Regions from separate parts of the Homo sapiens genome. Here region 2 is linked to region 1. A link is a loop called in an ENCODE intact Hi-C map of the cell type or tissue named here. Cell type or tissue: mammary epithelial cell. All regions are shown on one strand. Links, peaks and the distances in the headings refer to the core of each region. The heading gives the core; the rest is flanking DNA.

Evidence for each region. A loop is a pair of places that touch in the nucleus more often than their neighbours do. Peaks named below come from ENCODE experiments on the same cell type or tissue, not always from the same donor. Only the 100,000 strongest peaks of a DNase experiment are listed, where the experiment ranks them.
Region 2: it touches region 1 in a loop (4-fold over the local background); 4 of 110 quality-filtered maps call a loop at or near these places.

What each region holds. Positions count from the first base shown.
Region 1 is chr12:32,363,910-32,366,835 of GRCh38, reverse strand. All of the region lies in intron 8 of BICD1 (BICD cargo adaptor 1), which reads right to left. Among named protein-coding and RNA genes, the nearest start is that of FGD4, 34 kb to the left of the region's middle. In mammary epithelial cell, for the core only: a CTCF peak has its summit at 1,189; a DNase peak (open chromatin) is centred at 1,195.
Region 2 is chr12:32,717,803-32,720,728 of GRCh38, reverse strand. It overlaps DNM1L (dynamin 1 like), which reads right to left. Exons shown (of 20, transcript NM_012062.5): 7 at 1,966-2,086; 8 at 1-65. Among named protein-coding and RNA genes, the nearest start is that of YARS2, 37 kb to the left of the region's middle. In mammary epithelial cell, for the core only: no CTCF peak of the experiment used is centred there; a DNase peak (open chromatin) is centred at 1,578; H3K27ac peaks cover 2,272 bases.

The DNA of each region.
Region 1 (2,926 bases), core at 120-2,619:
ATGCAAGAAGCTGGTTAGAAATGCATATACGTCATATTTCTCCAAAAAGATTTTTGCAAACAAGTTAAAATTGGAATTAAACTTAAAAATTATTCTTAAATAATTGAAGCATTTCCTCTTGCCAACTGCTTAGACTGTATTTGCTTAGCAAATCCCTTTCCTTATATGTGTTTGTTTGTTTGTTTATTTGAGACAGAGTTTTGCTCTTGTTGCCCAGGCTGGAGTGCAATGGTGCAATCTCAGCTCACTGCAACCTCCGCCTCCTGGGTTCAGGCGATTCTCCTGCCTCAGCCTCCCGAGGTGATTCTCCTGCCTCAGCCTCCCAAGGAGCAGGGATTACAGGCATGTGCCACCACACCCGGCTAATTTTGTATTTTTAGTAGAGACAGGGTTTCACCATATTGGTCAGGCTGGTCTTGAACTCCTGACCTCAGGTGATCCACCTGCCTCGGCCTCCCAAAGTGCTGGGATTACAGGCGTGAGCCACTGCACCCGGCCTCCTTATATGTTATGTAAATAATATTTAATCCACATTATCACAAAGTCTGGATTTATAGCCTTAACGAGGCTCTACTGATATTTACATTTGAAGTCTTCTATTTAAGTATCACTGTTATATTCTGTTATAAAAAAGCCTGCCTATATAGTTACATAACTCCAGAATTTAAAATTCGAAAAAACTGCTGATGCTTTTCCAGAAATACACTAAAACTGTTTGTGATGCAAAGTAGAATACAATATAAGGCAGGCTTGATTTTTGTTCACTCAAGAAAACATTACTGAAGGAACCCTTTTATATGGTGGTCTTTGTTGCCATCTTATTAATTAGCGCATCTTAATAGGAACAAGGAGATCTGATTTTTGTTTAGTAGCTGGTGTTCGGATGATCATACTCAGTAAAAATCTTTCAAATATAACAAATCTGTTTTCTCAGATTGAGGAAATTCCTTTTTTAACTCCGTTTTCCCATTTTGCAGCATTGATTAGCTCCAGATTCCCTTTTGTAGAAACTCAGAGTCTTAAGGAATGCATTCTTTTGTCTTTTAAAAATCTTTGCTCCTTTTGTCTTCTCCAACAGCTTTCCTGCCTATCTGAGTGGTAATTTAGGAATGTCTTAGACTAATTTGACAACTATTTTGATAAGGCCACCAGACAGGCAGTTAAGTCAACCAGGTGTGTGCTGCCCTCCGATGGTGTATTTGGGTAAATGCAATGGATGTAAAAACCACTCTGGATTCCTTATGTCTTACATTGCCAGGGAGGTATAATGAAACTCTTCTAAAGCAGAGTAGTGGCCTCTGTGGAATAGCGATCCTTAGAATTAGAGTAACTAGAGTATTAAAATGGCTTACATCTTTTAAAAATATCTCATATATTTGACTTTGTTTTGCCAATACAGTCACAGATTATTATTCATTCAAAATATAATTTATGGTAAAATTCAGACAGCAGGTGATCAGAACCACAGTGTACTCCCTTAATGAAATGCTAGAGAGGTGGTAGACATTCTTCTTATTTGTAGTGAATATCACTTTTTCCTTCATTAGAAGTAACATCATCTCTGGCTAATATTTATTTTTTATTTTATTTTATTTTTGAGACAAGAGTTTTGCTCTTGTTGCCCAGGCTGGAGTGCAATGGCACAATCTCGGCTCACTGCAATCTCCGCCTCCTGGGTTCATGCAATTCTCCTGCCTCAGCCTCCCGAGTAGTTGGGATTACAAGCGTGCGCCACCACGCCCAGCTAATTGTTTGTATTTTTAGTAGAGACGGGGTTTCACCGTGTTAACCAGGCTGGTCTCTAACTCCTGACTTCGGGTGATCCACCCACCTTGGCCTCTCAGAGTGCTGGGATTACAGGTGTGAGCCACTGCACTCGGCCTATTTATTTAGTTTTTGAGACAGGATGTCATGCTGTTGCCTAGGTGGCTATCATAGCTCACTTCAGCATCCAACGCCTGGGCTCAAGTGATCCTCCTGCCTCAGCCTCTTGAGTAGCTGGGACCACAGGCACACACCACCACACCCTGCTAATTTTTTAAATTTTTGTAGAGACAGGTTCTAGCTATTTTGCCTAGGCTGGTCTTGAACTCCGGGCCTCAAGCAGTCTTCCTGCCTCGGCCTCCCAAGATGTGGGGATTGTAGGTGTGAGCCACTGCTCCTAGCCAAGCTAATGATGATTATTTTTCATTTATTATTTATAAGCACTTAGCTACGTGTTATCCTTAAAGAATAAAAAACAAATTTCATAGATAAAATGGTGATGGACTTAAAAAATTAAACTAAAATGTAGCTACATTGCTCTGACTCAGTTGTCTTCTAAATCCCTCTTCTCGGGTCTACAGCCCTCCAGTTGTGTCAATTGTAGCCTGGCTGAGCCACGGATGTGTCTTAGGATGTACTTTGTAAAATGAAGGAGGTAGGTTGGGAGGCTGAGGAAGTCCCTTGTAGCTCTGAGATGCTGCAGGCTCTGAGTGATCTCCCCTGCTCCGTCTAGGATCTATTCTGCTAGGCTCACCCTTGAAGGAACTAGACCACATCTCGTTGCTTTGGGGGGAATAAAAGATGACAACTATGTGCATGAAGGAGCAGGCATTGTAGAACCCACAAAGCCATTGCTGTTGTTTGGCCACCAGGGTTTGTCTAAACCATTCAACAGTCAAGTTACTAAACTCCTATTTTGTGTCAGAAACTGTGTTAGGCAGCAGGGGGAAAAAGGTGAACAGAGAAAATGTGGTCTCTGTTTTATCAAGGAAGATAAGCATATTTAATAAGCAACTACATTGAAGTGTGATGGTGATGGTGATGATGGTGGTGATGGTGATGGTGATGGTGATGATGACAGCATCTAGTACTTATTTATTGTTTACGATGTCTCAGGCACTGTATAGGCACTTAATATACATGCTCTTCTATAACCCTGTTT
Region 2 (2,926 bases), core at 277-2,776, 350 kb before region 1:
GAAAAGCATACTCATCACGGATTGAATCAGTTACACTCTTCTTGTTGTTAATATCTAGCTGGCTCCTGAGGTTGAAAAAATAACGAAACTATTCAGCTTAACTGTTGTCCTCTTCCTACCTTAGATGATGACAGCACCAGGCATTGTTCTCTAATACCTGACAGGGACTGTTTTATTTAATTCTCACAATAATTTTATGTGGCAGGTATTATTACCCCATTGTATAGCAAGGAACTGAGGCTCACAAAAACTAACTTACCCCAGGTCACACACTAACTGGCATAGCCAAGACTTGAACTAAGTGAATTGTAAGTAACTAGTGCCTAAATAGAGTAGGCCTCATTATTACCATTAACTATAGACAAAAACAATAAGTAACAGGTATAGACAGGTATAAAAATATAAGAGTATCTTAGTCAACTGTATATTTTATCCATGGACAGGGAACTAATTTCTCCCAAAAATAATTAAGTTAACTTGAAGAACAATCATCTACAAACAACGAACAGTGTTAGGCCACCTCCTTACCTGAAAAAGGAGACAGCTGGAATTGGGAGTGGGGATGGGAGAATGACAGTGGGGATGGGAGAATGACAGTAGGGTTGGAATGGAAGGACATTAAAATAGAAGCAGACAACTGGAATGGATCTTATGTATCAGGCAGTAAAAACATTTTCATTTTCTAAAGGCTTGAGACCCAAAGACATTAGGTGTCATTTAAACCTACGTTGTATCTAGTTTATGTAAGAACTAGGACTATAACTCAGATTTCATGATAATTTCAGTGTTTCCTACCATATGAAGGCTTTGGACTAAAAGAGATATTCATCCGAATCCAGCTCTTTCACTACCCACGTGACTTTTGGTTAAATGTATAACCTGAGGTTTCTGATTATAAAATAGACATCAACACCTACCTCAGGGGATGCTGTGAGGATTCCAAGAGATACCATTTGCAAATTGCTCACAGTAGAGTGTCTAAAACGTAATTAGACACTCAATAATAATTTCCTTTTCCCGATTTTTAATACCAACTATTTATAATTAGGATACCTTTAATAAAATTTCTCCAAGTCACATCCTGGCAATTACACAGAATCACTAATGCTAGGGATTAAACCAATCTATTAAAATCTTGTCACCTTTAATTAGACACTCAATACTAGTTTCCTTTTCCCAGTTTTTAATACCAACTATTTATAAATTAGGATACCTTTAATACAATTTCTCCAAGTCACATCCTGGCAATTACACAGAAGCATCACTAATGCCAGGGATTAAAACCAATCTATTAAAATCCTGCCACCTTAAACTCTTTCTCGATTGGGTGCACATTAGATAATTTTTCCCTTACCCAGTACCTCCTCATACATAGCTTAACATGATAGGCAAGAATTCTTAAAGCCTGGCTATTACAACATTTCTTCCATTTTGTGGTATTGCTTACTTTAGAAACATTTTCCAGTAAAAATGTCTATGGGGCAGGCACAGTGGCTCATGCCTGTAATCCCAGCACCTGGGAAACCAAGGTTGGAGGATTGCTTGAGCCCAGGAAGTCGAGACAAGCCTGGGCAACATGGCAAGACCTTGTCACTACAAAAAAATTTAAAATTAGCCAGGTGTGGTGATACACACCTATAGTCTCAGCTACTTGAAAGGCTGAAGTGAAAGGATCACTTGAGCCCAGAGGTTGATGCTACAATGAGCCACAATCACGCCACTGCATTCCAGCCTAGGCAACAGAGAGAGACCCTATTTCAAAAAAAAAAAAAAATTCTCTCTCTTTTCTCCCTTTAGGGCAACGGATTCTTTAGCAATACCAAGATCATAATAAAAGGGAGAAAAAATATAGTACAGCATCACATTTCAAACAGATTTTAGAAATTCAGACTTGCTCTGAAGTGAGAATGCTTATCCCATTCTAAGAATGCTTATCCCAATTCTTATCCCATTCTAACTGCTAACCTGTTAACTACTCCAATTATTCCAAGTTTGACTGGAATAACCCTTCCCATCAATACATCCATGGCATCAGTACCCGCATCCATGAGATCAAGTTTAGTGATTACAGCTAGGGTTCTGCGACCTGGTAAATGCAAAAAGAAAAAAGGGCAAAGAAAAGAAAGAAAATGATCCATTAAATACAACTATTTAGTGTTAATAAAGGAAAACCCTCATCTACAATCCCACTTAGTATTACCTCTGTCATCATTTTGGTAATGCCTTACTTACCAGTGCTTTTTTAAAAATAATGTTAAACATTGTGTATAATTTTTTAAAACATTTTTGCCGGGCACGGTGGCTCACACCTGTAATTCTAGCAGTTTGGAAGGCCAAGGCGGGTGGATCACCTGAGATCAGGAGTTTGAGACCAGCCTGACTAACATGGTAAAACCCCATCTCTACTAAAAATACAAAAATTAGCCAGGCACAGTGGCAGACGCCTGTAATCCCAGCTGCTCGGGAGGCTGAAGCAGGAGAATTGCTTGAACCCGAGAGGCAGAGGTTGCAGTGAGCTGAGATCGTGCCATTGCACTTCGGCCTGGGTGACAGAGCAGGACTCCATCTAAAATATATATATATACTATACATATAAAATATATATACTATATTATATATAAAATATATATAGTATATATATAAAATATGTATAGTATATATATAAAATATGTATAGTATATATAGTATGTATAGTATATATTTATAATATATATACTATATATATTATATATACTATACATACTATATATACTATATATAATATATATACTATATATACTATATTTTATATATATATAAAATATATACTATATTTTATATATATACTATATATAGTATATATAAATATATATAGTATATACTATATATAGTATATTTATAAAATATATATAGTATATACTATATATATTTTATAGTATATATATTT